2 separate regions of the Homo sapiens genome follow, and region 1 is linked to region 2. The links are chromatin loops, found by intact Hi-C in ENCODE. Cell type or tissue: mammary epithelial cell. All regions are shown on one strand. Each heading gives the region's core, and the rest is flanking DNA. Links, peaks and the distances in the headings are about the cores only. Region 1 overlaps KDM6A (lysine demethylase 6A). Region 2 overlaps KDM6A (lysine demethylase 6A).

The links. A loop is a pair of places that touch in the nucleus more often than their neighbours do. Peaks named below come from ENCODE experiments on the same cell type or tissue, not always from the same donor. Only the 100,000 strongest peaks of a DNase experiment are listed, where the experiment ranks them.
Region 1: a loop joins it to region 2, with 2.4 times the contacts of the local background. A loop is called at or near these places in 4 of 110 quality-filtered maps.

What each region holds. Positions count from the first base shown.
Region 1 is chrX:44,945,752-44,958,329 of GRCh38, reverse strand. All of the region lies in intron 2 of KDM6A (lysine demethylase 6A), which reads right to left. Among named protein-coding and RNA genes, the nearest start is that of KDM6A, 79 kb to the right of the region's middle. RefSeq lists an enhancer at 5,319-5,844. In mammary epithelial cell, for the core only: no CTCF peak of the experiment used is centred there; a DNase peak (open chromatin) is centred at 7,339; H3K4me3 peaks cover 769 bases; H3K27ac peaks cover 1,653 bases.
Region 2 is chrX:45,064,402-45,076,229 of GRCh38, reverse strand. It overlaps KDM6A (lysine demethylase 6A), which reads right to left. Exons shown (of 30, transcript NM_001291415.2): 18 at 5,873-6,651. Among named protein-coding and RNA genes, the nearest start is that of DIPK2B, 130 kb to the left of the region's middle. In mammary epithelial cell, for the core only: a CTCF peak has its summit at 5,633 (motif pointing right); no DNase peak of the experiment used is centred there.

The DNA.
Region 1 (12,578 bases), core at 4,580-9,579, 120 kb after region 2:
GCGCCTGTAGTCCCAGCTACTCAGGAGGCTGGGGCAAGAGAATTGCTTGAACCCAGGAGGCGGAGGTTGCAGTGAGCCGAGATTGCGCCACTGCACTCCAGCCATGGGCGACAGAGCTAGACTCAGCCTCAAAAAAAAAAAAAAAAAATTCATTAAAGAATTATTATGCTTTCCCCTGAGGACTCATCCTATACCTTTAGTGTAAGGATTGTCAGAAATTTGAAAGAAAATCATTTGTGGTTGCATCAGCAATCAACAGAGCAATTTCTGCAATGATACAAATACCCTATGATCTGTGCTGTCCAATACAGTAGCCATTTAGACACATGTGGTTATTGAGCACTTTGAAACATGGTTAGTGCAAGTGGACAAGTGAATTTTTAAATTATTTCATTTTAATATTTAAACAAACATGTGGCTAATGGCTACCATACTGGACAGTACAGACCTAGATAATTCTTAAAGCCTAAAAACAACTTAATATTCAATCCGTATACTAAATATTAGGAAAGCAAAATTTCTTATGTTTATAAATGAAAAGCCTAATAAAATATCTTGCAGCAAGGAGGATAAAAGCAATACCCTCCACAAAAATTGTTACATCCTCTAATTGTTTATAGCTGGTGGATTGCACATCCATAATCCTTACTACCTACTAGGGAAAAAAACACTGAAAAGGGAAATAAATGAACTAAGATCCTCCCAGCTACGTAGAAAGCTTAGGTGTGTTTTTTATTTCCATCATAGTGCCATATTCCACAACATTCAATATAACTTGTGCTTGGTATCTGCTGCACTGTTATTATTTTAAAAATCAGCTATCCCAGAAAAGTAACGTTACCATTACCCCGTATTTCTAAACTCTGACAGGTGAAGTTTTGAGCTTGTGAACACAGACATGTAACTAATTTAATTTTTTTCATGTGCAGTATTAATCTTTTATGATGAACTTGGTCAGTGCCTTGCTAAAACAGGACGCTGTCAATATTTTAGAATTGTTAAATATATGCAACATTTAAACTTTTTTCTTTTCAACTTAAAAGATTAACTGCAGTAGCTGGGTGACTACAAATGGTAGAGAAAATACAGATTTTAATACCCCAATGGTTTTAAATGAGTGAAACTTTTAGGCTGAATATAATAAAAACAAATATGCAGTCCTGCCTATAATTTTTATTTTTATTTATTTATTTTTTTTTGAGATGGGGTTTCACTCTTGTTGCCCAGGCTGGAGTGCAACGGTGTGGTCTCAGCTCATTGCAACCTCGGCCTCCTGCGTGCAAGCGATTCTCCTGCCTCAGCCTCCCAGGTAGCTGGAATTATAGGCACCCACCACCATGCCCGGCTAATTTTTGTATTTTTAGTAGAGACTGGGTTTCACCATGTTGGCCAGGCTGGTCTCGAACTCCTGACCTCAAGTGATCCGCCCGCCTCAGCCTCCTAAAGTAGTGGGATTACAGGTGTGAGCCACCAATTATGAGCCCTACCCGTAATTTTTAAAAAGCCAACCATACGCATACACAATGGTTGAGCATCCAGCAACCAGCAGACTCCTTAAAATAGATTAAGGGATTTAAGCAGACAACAGGTCAATGTATCATCCATGAAATATGGCTATTTGGCCAGGCACGATGGCTCACGCCTATAATCCCAGCACGCCTATAATCCCAGCAAAAGGCAGGAGGATTCCTTGAGCCCAGGAGTTCGAGACCAGCCCAGGCAACATAGCGAGGCCTCGTCTCTACAAAAATTAAAAAAAATTACCCAGGCATGGTGTGGTGCATGCCTGTGATCCCAGCTACGTGGGAAGCTTGAAGCGGGAGGATGGCTTGGGTCTGGGAAGATGAGGCTACAATGAGCCATGATTGCACCACTGCACTCCAGCCTGGGCGACAGAGCAAGACCCTGTCAAAGGAAAAGGGAAAGGAAGAGGAAGAGGAAGAGGAAAAAGAAAAGGAAACGGAAGGAAATTTAAAAAATATTCATGGCCCAAATTAATAAATTATATTATACATATCAACAGCAATAATCAGCTCACCAAGGTCTAGTCTGATCAGATCTCTAGCATTATCAGTTCTGAATAGCACATTTCAACAGGTGATAACACAAAGAGGGCTACAAGTTTGGTAAAGGATGTGGAAACTGTCATATGAAAACTACCTTAACTAAGTTTAACTGAGGAAAATCAACAGGATTGAAGCTTTACTTAAATATTTAAAAAGCAGTCACTTAGATGAGAAGATTAATTGCACTTTGGATAGTGCCAATGAATGAGTATAACTTAATTCAGCTCATTCAGAAGGTAGGAAAAATTAAACACACCAAAAATTAAATGGGCCATCACTGGTTCATATAAATACAAAGAATTAAAGCATATATTACTAAGCTATTTTAGTGGGAGTTACAAAGGAGATACCTTATTTTGGATACAATTCTAATTTGCATTTTTAAAAAAATATCCTTGGACTCTATGATTCTAAGTACAACCCTGTAAAATTTATACAATAAAAAATAAGATAAAATTAAAAATTAAAAAAGAATTATGGTTTTTAGAAGCTTACAACTTTCTCAATAAAAGACTACTCAAGACAACGCAGTTTTAAAATAAGACTATTTTAGGGAAAAAGAAAAACCCCTATATTAACCTAATGGGGATAAATATTGCAAACATTTTTATTAAAATCACTGAAATATTAGCAGTTGTTTAATGGGTATAAAGTTTCAGTTTTACAAGATGAAAAGAGTTCTGGAGACTAACACTACTGAACAGTACATCTGAAAAGGTTACAATGGTAAATTGCATGTTATGTATATTTTGCACTAGTTTTTTTTTAAGGTACTAAACTAGATAATACCTGTGGATAATTAAAAATACTTAGTATTATACCAGTCACTCATCAATGAGCACCTACTCCATCCTGGTCACTTTTATTGGCTGCTAGGTATCCAAAGTGAAGACAAACTGGTTCCTGTCTCCTTTATTCTCCTGTATATCTTTTTTTTCTCCTGGATCCTCTTTTCTAACCCATCTGCCTTCCTCACTCCTCTTTCTTCCTTGGTTCTACCTTACTATCTTGATCCTTAACTAAAGATACTTTCCCAAGAGTCACTTTTGTGCACTATAAACTTCTGTTTACACAAGAGAAGCAGGGGTGGGGAGGGAATAAGAAGAAAGACAAAGAAGGAAGAAGAAATCTTTTAACTCTAAACAACTTATCAGACTTTTTCCACTTGGACATCCCAACATCATCTTAAATTCACCAAGTAAAAATTAAGTTTCTGGCACTGTTCAAAAATTCTCTCTTTAACTTTCCTTTTCATTAACAGCACCTAGTCAAATCATTTCTTTATGCCTACACATCTAATTGATTACTGCTAAGTCTTCCCTAACACTTCTCCCATAACCATTCCCCTTTTTCTTTTTACCTATTATTTCCGCAAATTCCAATGAATGCCCGTACTACACCGTTACTGCCACTTGTTGCTCCTTGACTGGTCTGTTTCTACAGCCCAACTCATACCCTAAACAAACAAAACCCACTCTTCCAGCAATGCTATTTATTGTCATGCTTCCCAGCTCTTAAACTTCCAATTATTTCCTACTGCCTATAACAGTGAGTACTTGGCTCCAGTCCCAGCCTACACATCCATATTTTTTCTTTCCCTGTTCCCCAACACAAAGCCCACTCTACTCCAACCCCACATCAAACTCTCATCCCACTAACTTCCTACATTTTTAACAGCTTGTTATTCAGACATCCTAAAGAGGTGGCAAACTATGTAACTATAGCAGATCACCCCTGGTACTTCTGACACAGATCAGTAAAAGAATTTGTTGCAGTAATCCAGACAATATCAAGAAAAGATGTTTCTCTACTGCACCACTACCATCACCACCACCGACTTAGTTATTAGAGTGTTTTCTTACTTTACATTATGTATAAAGAGACATAGTATCTAATGTATAATATTACTATTCTTCTGACCTGTTCCCAACAAATCCCTAAAAGTGTATGCATCATTAAACTTGATATCCTTTCCAGAAAGATGTGTCGTAAATCAGAAGGAAATTCTTCCTGTTTGCGGGTATTCGGCAATGCCTTTGCCTGGCTGCTTTTAAAACACCATAAATACACTTAAGAATTTAAAAGGATTGAAACTACCTGAATCTAAACCATTTTTGAAACGTCAACACATTATACTTTTTTTTTTTAATGAGGAAAGAGTTACAATTAAAATAATCTTAAGTATTATTATTATTTTTTTTTTTTTAAGGCAAGGTCTCACTCTGTCACCCAGGCTGGAGTGTAGTGGCACAATCACAGCTCACTGCAGCCTTGACCTCCCAGGCTTAGGTGCTCCTCCCACTTCAACCCCCTCAAGTGGCTGGGACTACAGGCACACGCCACCACGCCTGGCTAATTTTTGTACTCTTTGTAGAGACGGGGTTTCACCATGCTGGCCAGGCGGGTCTCAAACGATCCACCCGCCTTGGCCTCCCAAAGTGCTGGGATTACAGGCATAAAGTATTGCTGATTCTTAATGACATATCTACTCCTGAACTTATATATCAAACTTGCAGACTTTTTCCTTTTAATTTCATTTACTATTTTTGAAAGTCTATTTATCACCACTTCAAAAAGGCATATATACTAAAAAGTCTCTCTCCTAGTCCTGACCCCAGCCGCCCAGTTCCATTTCCCAGGAGCAACAAATATTTAAAATTTCTAACATATTCAAGATTATATTGTAAAGAAAAAGAAAAAAGAGATTATATCATGCAGATGTAAGCACATATACTTTTCCTACCTGATTAATATTTCTATAAATACTGTTTTGTGACTTGCTTCAGATTCTAGGTGTCTCAGATACCCTTTCTCCTCTTTGTTAATAGAACCCGTAAATTTAATTAGGCACATTTTTACACAGACTGAAGGCTGAGATTCCCAGCCATTCTTGTAGGTGTGGCTTGGTGATTAAATTCTGCCCAATGGAATATAAGGGAAAGACAGGCTCCACTTCATCCCCTCCTCTGCCTACTTGGGTAGAATCATCCAGATGGCAAGAACTTCAGTAACTCTCCTGGACTAAGAGGTAGATGCCATAGCTGAGATCCGCAGAGTAGGAAATGGAAGCCCATGTTCCTGGAACAGTAGAGTTCCAGTGCAGCCCAGAACTGACTGTTTTTGAGAATTCTTTAAGAGACAGATGTGTGTGTAACCCTCTTTCCTCGCTTAAGAACAAAAACAAAAAAAAAAACAAAGTTCGGTGCAATGGCTCATACCTGTAATCCCAGCACTTTGGGAGGCTGAGGTGGGGGGATTACTGGAGACCAGCCTGGGCAACATAGGGAGACTCCCATCTCTACAAAAACATTTTTAAAATTATGCTGGCATGATGGCACACACCTGTGGTCCCAGCTACTCAGGAGGCTGAGAGGTGGTAGGATCACTTAAGCCCAGGAGGTGGTGGCTGCGGTGAGCTGTGATCACGCCACTGCAGCCTGGGCAATGCAGTGAGACTCTGTCTCAAAACAAAACCAACAACAACAACAACAAAACAACTGCCTAATGAAATAATCATTAACACACACAAAAAGGATGGAGGGAAGAAAAAAGGAAACCCAGTTAATCGTCACCCATATCTAACATTTTCGAGATGATAAAGGAACTTAAACATTTGTCACTCTACCCTGTCTGTCTCTCTATTTCCTACTTTCAATTAATACACATCTTTTGTCAAAAGAGTCAGCAGAGGGGTTGAACGCGGTGGCTCGCGCCTATAATCACAGCACGGTGGGAGGCCGAGGCGGGTTGATCACCTGAGGTCAGGAGTTTGAGACCAACCAGGCCAACATGATGAAAACCTGCCTCTACTAAAAATACAAAAAATTAGCTGGGCGTGGTGGTGGGCGCCTGTAATTCCAGCTACTCAGGAGGCTGAGGCAGGAGAATCGCTCGAACCTAGGAAGCGGAGGTTCCAGTGAGCCGAGATCGCGCCACTGCATTCCAGCCTGGGCAATGACAGCAAAACTACGTCTCAAAAAAAAAAAAAAAAAGGTCAGTAGAATGAAAGTTAGATGCCAGTCTGAATCCCAGATTTTTCAGTCTCTTTGGGCCTACTACTCTGCATTCATGGGATGTGTTGAATGCTAATGAGTAAACAAGCATCATTCAACATTCAAGAAACCATCACTGGCACTTTAAGAACCATTCTTTTCAAATAAACTATTTAAAACACTTTGCTATTGCAAAATACTCTCAAAGAATTACACTATTGAAATCAAACTAGACAACTTAGTAAAGTGTTGATAGCTAATACTTGAGCTCTTGATATGTACCAAGCACTATTCTAAGCAACTTACATATACTTATTCTTTAATCCTCACAATTACTATGAAATGGGGTCTATTACAGTAATTAACCCTACTTCACTGACAGGAAAACTGAGGCCTAAATAAATCCTGTGCTCATGGTCACAAAGCTACAAACTAGCAAAGATTCAAACAGTATGGCTTCACAGCCTCTGAGCAGTAAGGTAGTTGACTCAGGTCATGCCCAGGGACCTAAAGTCATGTGCAAGAACGACCCTCTCCATAATCAGCTTTTTCTCCTACACACTAGCTCCTCCTCCCCAACTCCACACCAAGCAGAAAAGCAACACATAAAATTTCAACTCCCAGCTCTCACAAACCATTCCCAGACTTAGCCTCAGTTCTCTACCATATTTTTTCGCCCCTCTTTATTTTAAATCATTATAAAAAGCAATCATCACTATAACAAAAAATAAAAAATAAACAGACATAAACATATCCAAAACAAAAGTAACCCAACCAAAAAAAACTAAGTTCCCATATTCAAAAGACAACTGTGACAGAAAAATAAAACACTACTACATATATACATATGTATATGTATAAAATAATACACCAGTTCAGACTAAGTGTGGTATGTATCTGGAAAATGTTAAACAGCTTTATCCCACTTTTTGCAGCTTCAGAATGACAACTCCTTAGTTTACCTTGTGTTGCTGATTTTTCTCTCTTTAGTATTTTTGGCAAATGTTAGGAATAACGCTCAAAATCCTAAGGAAATTGAACACTCGAACAAAGGATTCTTAGCAAAGCAATTTTACCTCTGCACAGAGGGGTGCCTCCTTGGCCAGTCACCATGAGAGCACACCTGAACAAAGGGGCACGAGAGCCTTTATTCCTGATGCAAGTCCTGCCCCTGTACCCTTTCCTCATTGGCCGGGGTCGGGTCATACAATCTAAACTAATCCCGGTTGGCTGAACATTTGAATTTTTTTAGGTAAGATGGGCACGTAAAAGAAAGTGGAGAGGAAAGGGGAAGAGGTATCTGTAATGAGGTAGAAAGTTAGTCCTCTTTCCAAATAAGGAAAGGAATGTGAGCTGGTACTGATAACGCCTGATACTGTTGCGTGCCTGGGCATCTATAACAAAGGCAAAAAGGAAAAAAAAAAGGAGAAAAAGGAAAAAGGGGGAAGGGAGGGTACTATGAATTAAAGAATAAAAGATTGATCAGATTATTTGAAGAGAAACCTCATCATATCCCACAGCAAAGAAATGACAAATACAGCTGCAACAAAGCAAACTAAGCTGTACTGTCTCAATAGTCAACAAGTTGCTAGTTTACTACTAACTCCAAAACTTATCTCAGATGCATGCAACCACATGAATTAATGGATTCTATATTCACACACACAGACACACACACACACACACACTCACACCCAGGGTATACATTAAATAAAAAGAAGCTGTATTGACACAACAGCTGAGTTATTTTCCAAATTTTTTTGTAGCATCCTAAATGTAACATTGTAAAGATGGAATACATTCAAGTACATTATAAAGTCTCCTTACTCAAATTAAGCAACGAATTAAGCCTTAAATGATCTTTTAAAAACTGTATTTTGGGGCCAAGGACAGTATGAGAGATAATTTCACTTCAGAATGATCCTGTGATTTTCCATATGAAAAAGTTGGCAAGGCCGGGCGCAGGGGCTCACGCCTGTAAAGTAATCCCAGCACTTTGGGAGGCCGAGGCGGGTGGATCACGATGTCAGGAGTTCGAGACCAGGCTGGCCAATATGGTGAAACCCCATCTCTACTAAAAATACAAAAATCAGCCAGGCATGGTGGCACGCGCCTGTAGTCCCAGCTACTCGAAGGCAGAGGCAAAAGAATCGCTTGAACCCGGGAGGCGGAGCTTGCAGTGAGCAGAGATCGCGCCACTGCATTCCAGCCTAGGTGACAGAGCGAGACTCCATCTCAAAAAAAAAAAAAAGTTGGCATTATAACCCTTTATTTTTTAATTTAATTTGCTTGTGCTACTCCACAGGGTCTATTATTTACCTAGAGGTTGACAGAAACAGTCTTACAGCAATCATTATGCCTGTCATTTAAGCTGCACACATTTAACTCAGAATTCCAAAAAGATACATGTATAAAGAAAGCCCGCCTGCAGCAAAATTATGTAGACCATATCTTTATGAAGGTAAAAGACTACATTATTCTGCATGCTGTACCCTGGTTAAATATGTAGTTCAAATTAATATCTTTGGTAGCAAAGTATGCATTCCTTTGCCTTACACACATTTTTAAATAAATGCACATAAAAAGGAAAAAGCAAGCACTTCAGGTTGCATGAAAAGGTGGAAGAGATAGGGTTTATGAGCATGAGCTCCACTGAAAATATGCCTTGAATTCTACAACTTCTAAAATGTAGGCACTTAGATTTATTTCTTGAACATATGAAAAACCTTAAATCTAGAGAAACTGCAACATGATAAAGGACCCTCCCCCAAAATAAGTGCTTTAAAAAAAAAAAACTTTTTAATAGGCCCGAATATACCCTTTCAGACTTTTCTCTATGCATATATGCAAACAGTAAAAATCTTTTTGTTTTTTTCTTTTGAAAGGTCTCACTTTGTCACCGAGGCTAGGGTGCAGAGGCACACCATCATGTTCACTGCAGCCTGGACCTCCCAGGCTCAAGCGATCCACTGCCTCAGCCACCCAAGTAGCTGGAACTACAGGAACGCACCAACACGCCCAGCTAATTTTTGTATTTTTTTTGTAGAGACAAGGTTTCGCCACGTACACCAGGCTGGTCTCTCAAACTCCTGAACTCAAGTGATCTACCTGCCTCGGCCTCCCAAAGTGCTAGGATTACAGAACTGAGCCACCGCACCCGGCCTAGTACAAATCTTTATATGCAATTTTATAAAATTTTTATTTGATTTAATATATTATCATGTCAAAACATATAGATCTCAAAATTAACATCTGCATAGCATTTTATTGAACAGTTAAACTATAATTTGTTTCTACTGAAGAGTATCTGTTAACCAAGTTTTTGCTATTATTAGGATAAGTTCCTCACAGTCAAATTAAAAGCACAATTTAAGCTTCTGATAAGCCAACCAGCAAAGCTGAACCAATATAACCTTCCACCAGCGGTGCTGGTTTCAAGTTTTTTCATTACTTTTTCCCTAATATTTACTAGACCTGTCCATACATTGTGCACAGTTCTCAGTATACTACATCATAAATAGTTCTTTTCCTAAATGATGTCAGGTGCTATTTATACATAAAGGATTTCTATATATAATGTTACAGAATATTTTTTCCCAGATTACATTTATCTTTGACTTCTTTACAGAGTTTTTGATGTAAAAGTTTCCCTATTTTCTGAAAACCACCCACCATTTCCTTCACAGTACATAAGTTCGGCTCAGAATTAGAAAATCCCCAGAATCTGACCCGATGTAAAACACTTACCAATATTTTCTTCTACTGTAAAGCAAGCACCTAATTGCATTTTTCTTCCCTGTGCAATGTTGTACTGGCCAGGTATGAGTCAAGATCTTTAATTTCCCCCTTCTCTCATGAACTAAAAAACTTAACCATGCACACACAGCTCTGTTTCTGGGATTTATATTCTACAACCAAAGTTCTCCAACAAATGTACTGGTAATGGGTAATAGGAGTGGCAAGACAGAGAGAGCTTTTAACCGCTAGAGCTACCAGGCATAAAACAGCCAGGACGCCAGGGCAGCCAAAGTCTTTCAAACAGAGCCCTTGTATATGTACCAATCTTAAGAGCCCTCAAGAAATTCTCTCAGTAATTGCTACTATCAATCTTCCATGTAAGCCATAAAATGAAGAGTTGGGAAGGGCTTCCACTTCAGGACAACCACTGAAACCTTGTGCTGAAAACTAAAGATGTCAGATTAAACACAATGGCAGGCGACCAACACAAAGTTCTTAAGTTCTTAAGCTCTACAAAGAATGGACTTTGGGGGCGGTCAGGGGAACCAGAACTAAGAGAAGTGGAGACAGACAGAATATCAAAGTGACTTTTTGTATGACATTCTGAAAGCCTGTGTTGGGTTCTGGGGTCTTATTTGGGGGACAGAACACAAGGCCTGAAAGCCACCTAAGAAGAAGAGTCAAATAAGATAACCGCTCAGAACACTGAGCCTCAATGAGCGAACACCTTCAATCTAAGTAAAAACTAAAATGTAATAATAAACCAATTTTTTAAATGTTATTTTAAAACTGTTCTTGAAGGACAAAGAAAACTGCCAATCCATGATGGCAATGAGTGGAAAAGAAAATCTGAGTATTGGCTGGGCGCGGTAGCTCACACCTGTAATCCCAGCACTTTGGGAGGCCAAGGTGGGCAGATCATGAGGTCAGGAGATCGAGACCATCCTGGCTAACACGGTGAAACCCTGTCTCTACTAAAAATATAAAACAATTAGTCGGGCGTGGTGGCGGGCGCCTGTAGTCCCAGCTACTCTGGAGGCTGAGGCAGGAAAATGGCATGGACCCGGGAGGCGGAGCTTGCAGTGAGCCAAGATCACGCCACTGCACTCCAGCCTGGGAGACACTCAAAAAAAAAAAAAAAATTCTGATTATTTACACAACCATAAGCCTGAATTCATCTGACCTGGGTAGAACACAAACTTCAGACGAGAATTTAACTATAGATGGTCTTCAACTAATAACAATCCAAAGTACAGGCCAAAATCAAACACAGTACTATCACATTCCTGGCCTAAAAGAAATCCTACAGATCTCCCCCGCAAAAGTCTTTATATTCAAAAACTCAGTATATCTGGTGGGGAGATGGGGGGTAGGGCAGAGCAAAGAAGGTAATCAATATGTAGATATATTTAAATGAATATTTATTTAATGCAATATTTTAATCACAACAAATGTAAATGGAATAAATATGCTACGAAAATGGCTTTCAACAAAATTTTTAAATCCAGATTTATGCAATTTAGACACACGTAAAATATAACATAGAAAGACTTAAAAAAGACAGAAAAATACTACAAACATAATCAAAAGAAAGTTGGCATTGTGCCAGATACCATGAGTCACAATAAAGATACAGAAATCAAGAGAGCTGGTGCATGAATACATATATTTAGCAATAAAGAGCTCAGAAACAGAACTTGTACGTGTGGAAACCTGGTAACGCAACTGGCAAACAATAACCTAACAAAAAAGTGGTGGCAAGCCTGCAAGTTATTTCTAACGGGAGAAAAAAAATAAAGTGGACTCCTATATCTACATATAAAAAAACCTATTAAAGGCCCTAATGTGAAACTATATAAATCCTTAAGAAGAAAACACGGAAAAATGGCTTTGACATTAGGATAGCGTGGGATTTCTTTAAAATTAGACAAAAAGTACAAGTCATTAAAAAAGGCTGATACATTAATTCAACTACCTCAATGCTCAGAACTTATGTTTATAAAAAAAAAATTAGTATAAAGGCAAGCCACAACTGAGAAAATATACTTTCAACACATGTAGTGACAAAGGATTCATATTTAGAATATATAAGGAACTCCTAAAAATCAAATTTGTTTTTAAAAATACTAATGAGGAAAATCTGGGCCAGGTGCAGTGGTTCACACCTGTAATCCCAACACTCTAGGAGGCTGAGGCAGGCAGATCACTTGAGGTCAGCAGTTCGAGACCAGCCTGGCCAACATGGTGAAACCCTATCTCTACTAAAAATACAAAAATGAGCCAGGAATGGTGGTGTGCACCTGTAATCCCAGCTACTCAGGAGACTGAGGCAGGATAATCACTTGGGAGGCAGAGGTTGCAGTGAGCCAAGATCGTGCCACTGCACTCCAGTCTGGGCGACAAAGCAAGACTTCATCTCGAAAGAAAAGAAAATCTGATCTGCCACTGTGATCCACAAATGGCAAGAATGAATAACAAAGCAAAACACAAATTCTTCATAATAAAAGATCAAAGGACAAATAGTTGCATTACGCATTCAGATGCTCCATAAGGGCCCGTGTCTGTTTAAACCACTAGGTGGTAGCCCTGCTCCAGTCTATCACAGCTATAAATTTTTCCAATATGACTAGGAAGGTTGTTCATTTAGGAAGTGAAAGGGTAAAGGTAATACGGTATTGGGCAAATTTAAGTATCTCTCATTATTAGTGGCTGTTTTAACAATGTGCTCCACTAATTTGAAAAAGCTCATCTGAAAAACCAGTCCTAAAATCACATTTTGCCA
Region 2 (11,828 bases), core at 3,191-8,190:
TTTTTCCTTTTTCTCAAATCAGAAAAAAATTTCCTATGCAACTCCTTGACTATACAGCAAATTATGCTACTTCTTTTTAAACAATGCATATAACTGCTATCTACTCTCTGACACTGTATATAATTATTACTTACTGGTATTTAGGTTGATGAAGGTATCACTCTGTTAAAATTATAAATTCTTAAGATAGTGTAGAATTATTCCCTAACAATAATTCTTTCAGTACAAGCAAGATATTTCCAATGTTTCTACTAAACTTAGAAAATCAACAAGAAATAATTTTGAGCTTTCAAACCACTCCAGTTTAACTAACTTACCCCACCGAATTATTACAAGTTCAAAAGCAATCAATGCATTAAAATATTAAGTACTCTTAATATATTAAATTTCAAGTAATAATTTGAAATTTTCAATTATTCTGGGAACTCAAAAACTCAGTAACTTAAGAAGGAATTAGCTATTTTCATCACAAAGAATAAAACAGGTTGAAACAAAATTAATTTTCCTTATCTTGCTACACTGAACAAAGTGTTACAAATTAGCCTGTTTTGGTTGATACTAATGAAAACTAGGGCTTAAACCTTCACTGCCATAGACTTTTAAGATGTTATACTAAATAGCATCATGGGTGTTACTTTCTTAATTTTTTCAACTACAACTCCAAGTAAAAACAACAAAGTTCATGGCAGGTCTCAAAGGAATGATTTACATTTAAAATAATTGACTTTTAAATAAAAATACATGAAAATATTATTAAACTGAAATTTTACATTCAGCTAACAAGTAAGGTTAAAGGTTGAATAAATTTTCTGTCCAAAACTAGTTTTCAATCTCTTTCCACAAAGCACATGTGCCTTGTACATTTAAAGACAGATATACACTTAAGCTTTTAGATTTGGGTATAAAGTTGGTACCAATTTATAAACTCCATCAAATTTTTGCTTTTAACATGTAGAAAATTTTTGGCGAGACTGGGAAAGAAACAACTCAAGTATTATCATTAAACCAATGCAAGATAAAACAGTTACAATATCTACATAAATAATAGTTTTCATGCTGAATTGTGTATCTGCCACTCTATCGAATATAAGCAAAATATGACTCAGAATACAGAAACTGTCTTTTAGGAAAGGAGATGGATATACTACTGTAGAGTAAATGGTTACTATTTTGAAGAAATTGAAGTATATGAACCATGTATTAAAACTGTGCTATACAAGAGCATCTCAAACTAATTAAATGTGGCACCTAAATTTAAGCTTCTACAACATACTGGACATTGAGAGATGAGACTAGAAAACAAGGTTTGACAGATTAGTAGAATTCTGTCTCTGTCATTTACACAGATCTGTAACAATTAAAAAAGAGACAAATGACAAAGTAAAACAATGGAAAATGTTGTTGCCAATATTTTAAAATAGAAAAGAAAAAGGTGGGGCATGACTAAGGGAGCTGACAACAATTCAATCACTTGAATGTTGCAATTACAATTTTAGACATGAAAGAAGCAAAAGTATTATAACTGCCTTTTAATGTATACCACTGACCACTGCAACAATAAGATAAACTAAACAAGAATCAGATTTAAAAATAACCAGCACTTTAACTACATATATGGAAATAAAGGGGTATCCAATAGTGCATTCAAGTCATACCTAGCAGTTTCTTATTGTGTTTGAAATGCTGACTACCTGCCTATTAAGGTCAATTTTCAAACACATAGGAATTTCCCTGAAGGAACTGATGGTATCTATAGTGCTCTGCATAGCAAATATAAGCTATTTCCACTTAAAATATATTGACCAATCCTAATGCAAAGGGCAGGGCTGTGATAACAGGAATAGACTTTATCTTCTATGTAAATGCCCAACACTGTTTAGAACACCTCAAGCCAAATAATAAAACTTTCATATAAAAATCCAAAGTGGAGAAAGGAGTTGAAGAAAGAAGCAGATTTTGGACCAAAACAGCATGGTACTGGTACCAAAAGAGAGATATAGACCAATGGAACAGAACAGAGGCCTCAGAAATAACACCACACATCTACAATCATCTGATCTTTGACAAACCTGACAAAAACAAGAAATGAGGAAAGGATTCCCTATTTAATAAATGGTGCTGGGAAAACTGGCTGGTCATATGTAGAAAGCTGAAACGGGATCCCTTCCTTACATCTTTTACAAAAATTAATTCAAGATGGATTAAAGACTTAAACGTTAGACCTAAAACCATAAAAACCCTAGAAGAAAACCTAGGCAATACCATTCACGACATAGGCATGGGCAAGGACTTCATGACTAAAACACCAAAAGCAATGGCAACAAAAGCCAAAATAGACAAATGGGATCTAATTAAACTAAAGAGCTTCTGCACAGCAAAAGAAACTACCATCAGAGTGAACAGGCAACCTACAGAACGGGAGAAAACTTTTGCAATCTATCCATTCTGACAAAGGGCTAATATCCAGAATCTACAAAGAACTTAAACAAATTTACAAGAAAAAAACAAACAACCCCATCCAAAAGTGGGCAAAGGATATAACAGACACTTCTCAAAAGAAGACATTTATGCAGCCAAAAGACGCATGAAAAAATGCTCATCATCACAGGTGATCAGAGAAATGCAAATCAAAACCACAATGAGATAACCATCTCACACCAGTTAGAATGGCAATCATTAAAAAGTCAGGAAACAACAGATGCTGGAGAGGATGTGGAGAAATAGGAACACTTTTACACTGCTGGGAGTGTAAACTAGCTCAACCATTGTGGAAGACAGTGTGGAGATTCCTCAAGGATCAAGAGCTAGAATACCATTTGACCCAGCAATCCCATTCATTACTGGGTATATACCCAGAGGATTATAAATCATGCTACTATAAAGACACACGCACACGTATGTTTATTGTGGCACTATTCACAATAGCAAAGACTTGGAACCAACCCAAATGTCCATCAATGATAGACTGGATTAAGAAAATGCAGCACACATACACCATGGAATACTATGCAGCCATAAAAAAGGATGAGTTCATGTCCTTTGCAGGGACATGGATGAAGCTGGAAACCATCATTCTGAGCAAATTATCACAAGGACGGAAAACCAAATACTGCATGTTCTCACTCATAGCTAGGAACTGAACAATGAGAACACATGGACACAGGGTGAGGAACATCACACACCGGGGCCTGCTGTGGGGTGGAAGGCAGGGGGAGGGATAGCATTGGGAGAAATATCTAATGTAAATGACAGGTTGATGGGTGCAGCTGGCCAGCATGGCACATGTATACCTATGAAACGAGCCTGCACATTGTGCACATGTACCCTAGAACTTAAAGTATATATATGTATATATATATATATTATTATATTTTTTTAAATAATATACAATTTATTAATACAAACTTATGAAAACTGCTACTATACACAGTTTGTAACTTGGGGAACAGAACATAGCTCCATGGAACTCTTTCTGACAATATTCCTCCTTAGGTCCCATGCAGTTCATGATGTTAGTTTTGAACCTCCAAATCTTCCCCATTTTCTAGCAACTGTCCTGAGTCTACAGAGAGTGGATGAGAGAGAAAGCCCCTGCTCCAGCAGTTAGAGCAGCAGTACCTAGGAAACAGGACAGAGGCCCCAGCAGATGAGTGAGGAGCAGGTAGAAGACAGTCAAACTGGCAGTGAATCAAGGCACTGTCTAAGGAGAGCCAAGTGTAGCATTTAATCTGAACACTCCCTATTTTCTGTAGGCCCAGAGTTGAACTGAATGATAGCCTAACTTCAAAAAAAAAACTAATATAAAAACCTATAATATAAAAATTTCTAAAGAAACAAATTTTAGGAACTCAAGAACCTCACTATATGCTTTAGAAGAATTTCATTTAGAGATCATCCAATGTCCTCTTAAGTTACTGACCTTAAAAAATCTTGTAAGACAGTTAAGATTAATTACAGCAATCACCATGTTGTAGGTCACTAAGGAAAATGCTGCCAACAACGTGGACCCAATAAAGAAAAAAATAAAATATAAAAAAGGATGTAATTTCTGCCCTAGTCTATGTCAGAATAACAACTAAATAGTTAAAATTTGACAGGAAATAATGAAATAGAAACTAACAGAAATAGAAACTAATAGAAAATGAAACAAAGACCAGCTGGGCACAGTGGCTCACGCCTGTAATCCCAGCACTTTGGGAGGCAGAGGCAGGTGGAACACTTGAGGTTGGGAGTTCAAGACCAGCCTGACCAACATGGAGAAACCCCGTCTCTACTAAAAAATACAAAATTAGCCAGGTGTGGTGCTGCATGCCTGTAATCCCACCCAGCTACTTGGGAGGCTTGAGGCAGGAGAATCGCTTGAACCTGGGAGGCAGAGCGTGCGGTAAGTTGAAATCGCGCCATTGCACTCCAGCCTGGGCAACAAGAGCGAAACTGTCTTAAAAAAAGACAAGAAAAGACAAGAAAAGACAAGAAAAGACAAGAAAAGAAAAGAAAACACAGACCAAAAGGTATTTTTAACACTCAAACTCTTTAAAGAAAAATGACTATAGTGTAATTTATAGTAAAGTTCTAGTGTCACAATTAAAGCGATAAATTTAAATTAATTGAAATTTCTTCTCCATACTCCATTGCTCCTACCCCACATCCCTCCCAAGCAGCAAACTTATATATAAATAAAATTTAATTTCACCTCAATCATTCGTCAGTGACAAACATTTAACGGTAGACCCAGGATACCTTCTAATAAAATAATCTGAACAACAGAAAAGATAATCACACTTTTACATAACAATAAATAAGACATATAAGTACTAGCAACTGCAGGAAGAGGTTTATATGGCTATAAATAAGAATTGTTTTGAACTTTAAAATGTAAAAGCTATATTAAATGGTCAATGTAGCCAAACTAGAACTAATGTTTATAATTTCTATTTATAGAATGGTTATTTTCTATATATCATGACAATCTACAACCAAAAAAAGATCTTTTTAAAATCTACTATATGTCTGCTCAAACTTAACATTTAATGTATCAGAAAATATTACAGAATTATTTGTTTGTTCCAGTTATGTTAACTAAATTTCATTCAAGATTTAGTCACTTATAGAGGACAACAACTACAAGTAAATGAGAAAAATTATATATGTGTCATATACAATGAAAAGGCCAGTAAGAATCTATATGTCCTCCAAATATCAGAGAAAGATGATGCTGCCTGATCCTTTGATTCTTCTTTTGTGGGACAGAGGAGGTTCATTTCTTCATAAATTTCTGAGGCCCTGCCCTTCCTAGACTAGCAGAATATGTCTGGCTCCTTCCAGAATGGCTGACAGTCTGTCATGTCTCTCCACTGCCCATTGCCCCTGACCTCTTCCTTCCTCTTCTGCCTGCTTTATAACCTCTTCTAGATTCAAACAGTCCAGTTTTCTCAATTGTAAGCAAAGACTAGCCTTGATAAGTGATGGGGTCCATTCCTAGCCTAACATTTAATAGGCTCTGATAAAAAAAAAAAAAAAACCCATAGGGTTTTCCAGCCTTGCTGTATTTGGCCAAATATGATTTAACCCATTCTCTTGTTTAAATCCCCAGAGCGAAGTCAATCACACTGAAGCTGACAACCTAGTAACCAGTAGAGGGCAGTAACAGCACAATCAGACACACCCACTCAAAATAAGCAATTTACAGGAATACTTCTCACATCTGATTTGACTACAACATCTAAGCAAAATAAAGCTTCTGTCAAACTCTTAGATGAATGACTACACCATCTTTTGCTTACTTCCCATATCTTAAACGGTCCAAATTTCAGCATTCTGATCATGCCAGTAAGTCAAACATTTTCACTTTGATGAACTTTCCCACACTAACCTGCATGCCTTCAGAACTTCTGCTGAGCTGGGGTATATGGACACAGACATTGATGGTATGATCTGTGGACTAGGTTTGTGGTTAACCAGAAGCAGATCTGTTTTCATGGGGCTCTGAGATTCTTCCATCCCTTCTCCATTAATTGTGTGTAGCCCACTGTGAGGGCTGTTAAGGCTGGTAACACTGTTTGTGGTTGTCTGCTCAGTGGATTTTGGAGAAGGTGTTGCTGTTGAAATGGCTGAAGATGGTGAAGAGGCAACAGAGTTATCAGTCTTTGTATGAACAGCTGGGTGGATGTTATTGACTTTGTCACAGGTTCCAGTACCCACATTGTTATTGGCTTTTCCCATCAACAAGGCAGAGAGCTGAGGATTGTCTGAACTTAGTAAACCTGGTGACTTAGAATCTCCATGGCTAGGACTGCAAACAGCATCTGCCGTCATCTGATGGACATGATTAGGAAGTCCCTCGACACTGGCAGTGCTGTTAGGTGTCTCTCCAGTGTGCCTGCTTGTTTCAGGCACCGTCAATATGTTTCCTGAAGGCTTGCTCTCTTTGGTTAAGGTAATGCCTTGTTGTCCACCTGAGGTAGCAGTGTGAGAGGAGAGGTGATTGAGAGCAGCCCCCTGTGTTACTGAATTGCTAGGCAGGGTGGGATGTCCGTTCTGATTCTGAATACCAGAGCCAGCTGCCTGGAGATGCTGGGAAGGCCCAGTGGAAGAGAGAGGTCGTTCACCATTAGGACCTGCCGAATGTGAACTCTGACCTTTGTGAAGCCCCTAAAAAGAAAGAAAAATAGTTTAAATCTAATATTAAGCAAACTCAGAATATACAGAATTTAAAATATTAAAGAGAAAAGCCACTAAAAATAAATATCTAACTGTATAAGATAATTTGACCCAAGTCCTAAAGTTATCAAAAAGTACCTGCAACTTAGCTAATCAGTATTTAACATCTTTAGAGAAATTTTTCTTCCTTGCTATCTAAAATGACTCCATTATTAGTGTAGAATAAACTACTTCAGATGAAGCATTACAAATTTTAAGTTCCAATATACATATTTTCATCTCTAAAATCAGACATGGATAGACATATATCATCATTAATAATTAAAAGCTATGACCATGGATCAACATAAACCAACTCTCACTGGTCTGTGATCTGTTAAAAGATTAATATAGAAAGTGAGTTCATTAAGCCTTTAAAATTATCATTAAAATATAATCTTCTGTAATTCAAATCCTATTGTTAAAGTAGCTATCCTCAAAATTAAGGGCAGAACTATTAAATCTATGAAAATATTTCAAAAAATACCTAAAGTTTCCCCATCTATCCATCCACACATATTTAGAAGACTAGATAGGCTTGGTGCAGTGGCTTATGTCTGTAATCCCAGCACTCTGGAAGGCCGAGGCAGGAGGATCGTTTGAGGCCAGGAGTTCGAGACCAGGCTGGGCAACACAATGAGACTCCGTCTCCACAAAAGAAAAAGAGAGAGAGAAAGGGAAAGGGAAAGGGAAAGGGAAAGGGAAAGAGAAAGAGAAAGAGAAAGAGAAAGAGAAAGAGAAAGAAGAGAGAGGAGAGAGGAGGGAGAGAGGGGAGAGAGGGAAGGAAAGCAGGCAGACAAGCTAGGTGTGTTGACAAGTGTGCCTGTAGTCCAGCTACACAGGAGGCCAAGGTGGGAGGATCTCTTGAGCCCAGGAGTTTGAGCCAGCAGTGAGCTAAGATGGTGCCACTGTACTCCAGCCTGGGTGACAGAGCAGAACCTTGTGTCTCTCTTTTTTTTTTTTTTTTTTAAAAAAAAAGGGGAGAAAAAGACATTTTAAGTCTCCACTAATGACTTTGAGATAAACTTTATTTTTCATCACCTGAATTTGAAAACTTAGAAAAATACACTGCTACTGTTAAAGCAATCTGAGGGGGCAGTATACTAACAGTTAATAGAAGTTTTAAGACTAGAGGAAGATCACTTAGGGCATTTAATAGAATGAAAATATGATAACTGGAACTAATTTTTACCTGAAATTTGCCTCTGGTGTCACAGAGAAACTTCTTTAAGAAGAATATTTTCATTTCATTTTACTTACAAAATAATTAAATAGGACAGCCAATTTTTCAGCAACACTGATTAAAGTAACATTGGAATCATAAAACGAGTTTACATTTGGAGTTGAGATTACTTCAGCAACAAGGTTAGAGCATTTTGTCAGTAATAAGCTATAAAAGAATAAAACTATAGCTGATAACAAGATATTTATATACTAAAAGGTGCATTTAATCATCTAGTTAAAGTCAGCTAGCATGCCCCTAAAATCAGTTTCTGAAGCTGAAAATTTTAAACTAATGTTTTTACTCAATAGGCTTATCTACCTAAAACACTAGATATATTAAAAGTTGATACACATTGGCCAGGCGCAGTGGCTCACACCTGGAATCCCAGCACATTGGGAGGCCAAGGCAGGCAGATCACCTAAGGTCAGAAGTTCAAGACCAGCCTGGTCAACATGGTGAAGCCCTGTCTCTATTAAAATACAAAAATTAGCCGGGCATGGTGGTGGGCACCTGTAATCCCAGCTACTCGGGAGGCTGAGGCAGGAGAATCACTTGAACCTAGGAGGCGGAGGTTGCAGTGAGCCAAGATCGCACCACTGCACTCCAGGCTTGGCGACAGAGCCAGGCTCCATCTCAAAAAAAAAAAAAAAAACAAAAAAAAGATACACACCAGTGAGTGTGTAAAGGAGTGCAATTAGTTGTAAATGATTTAATAAGTAACAAAGTTCAATCATAATAAAGGAAGGTTGAAATTTGTAAGTTACATGAAAATTTCTCATAAAGCAAAAACACTGCATATTATAATCATATCAATATTTAAAATATTATCCAAGAAAGTCTGGGTAGGTGAGTTAAAATTTCATCAAATGTAAAATATTTAATTCAGAGGCCAATTATTTAACAAATACACTGATTACAATATGCAGAAATGTGACAAAGTAACTATTTTATTACATCTTCTCTATCTGCAAATCAAGGTATTTTAAGCTACAAATTCTTTAGAGTACTTGCTGAATAATCACCTACAATTAATATAATTTTACTTTCATATCTTAAATTATACCCTTGCTACCAAAAGCAATCTGAATAAACCCATTCCACACTGTAATGTAAATTCCTCCCTTGATCAAAAACTAAAAGGTAGATATACCATATAGGTCTACCAGTTGTCTAGTTTTCATTACAATTTCAAAAATTATTCAAATAGGTTTGTATAAGACAAGTTACCAAAAAGGCCTCTTTAGAGTCTATGATATTAATACCATATATCAACAGCAGAGACAGAGGCTTCCCAGCTGTAGTGATATGCAGAAACTTCATTTGGGAAACTTTTGACCTGGAATCAGTTCAACATCATTTTCTAAACAACTCTCTCAACCTCATTACTTAAATTGTAAAGTTCCTACAGATAATGGCTTTGAAGGGCGTGTGAAGCAAAGGCTGGGGGCTCCCTGCTACTTAGTATGGTAAATTACAGAAGCCTCGTGGCCTGCCAACTGAGGAGTTCCTTTTTATTAGAATTACGAATTACGTTTTTAAAGAATCCCACATTTCCAAAACAGGGTTAAGAGAGTATTGAAAACTTCAGCAACTAAGTGAGCCAAAGAAGTAGATGTGAGAGAAAAGAAAATAGAACTATGCTTTACAATCATAACAAAGGCTTTCACTTATTAACTGCCAGTTATACCTTAGAACTATGATAGGCATTTTAACAAAAATCTCGTGTTATCCTTTTAACAACTGTTTAATGCTTAAAGACAATGAACCCCCAAAATCCCATCCTCTCACCCATTCTAACAATTCCCCTTTCTCCTTTGCCATTTTCTCCCTCTCTACTGAATCTTTCCCATTGACTTTTACTGTTATTTCTCTCATTTTAAATTTAAAACAACAACAAGACAACAACTCCTAATCCCATTTTCCCTGTCAGCTACACCCGGTTGTTGTTCTCTTTTATGCCACGGTATATGGAAATGGAAGCCTTGGCACTGTGCAGTGTGTAGCCCAAACAACTGTAAGCATGTGTGCTGGAACTGTCTATACTTGCTACTTCAGTTTTTCTCTGCCGATTTTATATTATCTTGAAGCGAACTACAATTAGGCTTTTGCACCCCAACAATCCACTGAAATTGCCCTTATCCAATGGTCAGCATATCTTTTCTGTAAAGGATCAGATAGCAAATATTTTAGGCTTTGTGGGTCACCCAGTATCATATATTATTCTTTTTTTACAACCCTTCAAAAATATAAAAATCATTCTTAGCTCACGGGTTATAAAAAACACAGGTCGTGGGGTAAATTTTGCCTGTAACCTGTAGTTTCCTTACTCCAATAATGTCAGCAAATATCTCAGATGGTCAGTTTTCAGTCCTCACTTTATATGACCTATGAGCATTATTTGATCATGTCCTCCTCCTTGAAACTTTCTTCATTTGGCTTCCAGGGCATCACTCACATTGTCTTTGATCTCCTACTATGTCACAGGTCAATCTCTTCTATTCTTCTCTGCTAGTTCTTCAATTTCCTAGCCTAATACACTGGAATGCCCTAAGGCTCAATCTTGAGTTCTTTTCTCAATCTGTTCTCACTGATTGGTGATACCATCCAGTTTCATCCATCCTTCTAGTTGGTCAGGCCAGCTGGGACTCCTTTCTCACACATCACTCTATATCAACTAATCCTGTTGGCTGTACCTTCCAAATATACCCAGAAGCTGACCACCATCTACTACTACCACTCTGGGAGCCATCATCAACTTTTAACCTGGATTACAGGTATAATCTCTAAAATGGTCATACCATTTCTACTTTTGCCTCTTTCAGTCTATCCACAGAGTACCAAAGAGGACCTAGTCAAAAACAAAGTTAGATCACATCACTCCTCTGTTCAAAATCCCCCTACGGTTTCCTGGATACTCAGAATAAAATCCAGTATCCTTATAAGGCTGATCATGATTTAGCCATCCTGTTTCCAGCTGGAGCACATTTCTCTCTCTTCTCACTCCTTGCCTGTCCTGTTCTGCCATGCTTGCCACCTTGATTCTCCTCAAATGTGCACAGCACAATCCTACCTTAGGGTCCATTGCTCCGTGCTGCTCCCTAGACCTGGAACAATCTTATCACAAATAGCTTCAAGGCTCACTCCTGTAACTCTCATCCAAATGCTATCTTTCAGAGAAGCCTTCCCTGCCCTTCTGATTTATAACTGCAACTCTCCTACCACCAATCTCTAGTATTCTGCTGTTCCCTTTCTATTAGTGCTTTTTTCCATAGCACTAATCACAACCATCATCTAATGTTATATATGTATTGCTTATTTGTTTACTATCTATTTACCTACACCAAGTAGAGACATCTCAGTATATTTTCTTTATTGATGTATTCCCAGAGCCTTGAGTAGGAAATGAACCTAGTAGGTACTCAGTATTTCTCTAAGAATGAATAAAGTACTAATCACTTTAGATCAGGGTCCCACCAAGGATATTAATTCAAGAATAAACTTAAAAATCTTAGAAAAAGAACTTATTTCAGTTTTATCAATAATATAAGACTAACCGACAATCAGCCAAATATTTCTCTTTTTAAGTCAAATATTTCTCATAGTAAATTAATAAAAGTACAAGCAATTTGGCTATACATATTGAGAGCATTTTCTTAAAACTTACTCTTTGGCCCTTCAGTTTCACCTCAGCGAGTACCCATATCATGGAAACAATCCAAAATATGGGAAATACTATGCACATAAACATTCAGAAGTAAAAACTTAGAAATTAAATGTCTAACGAATGTGCTAACGTTGAATACATTATGACCCATTTCCTTGACAAAAATAATGTGCATGCAATTCATTACTCTGTTTCAAAAACTTTAGTGGATCAACTTTGCCTTCAAGATAAATTTGGCCT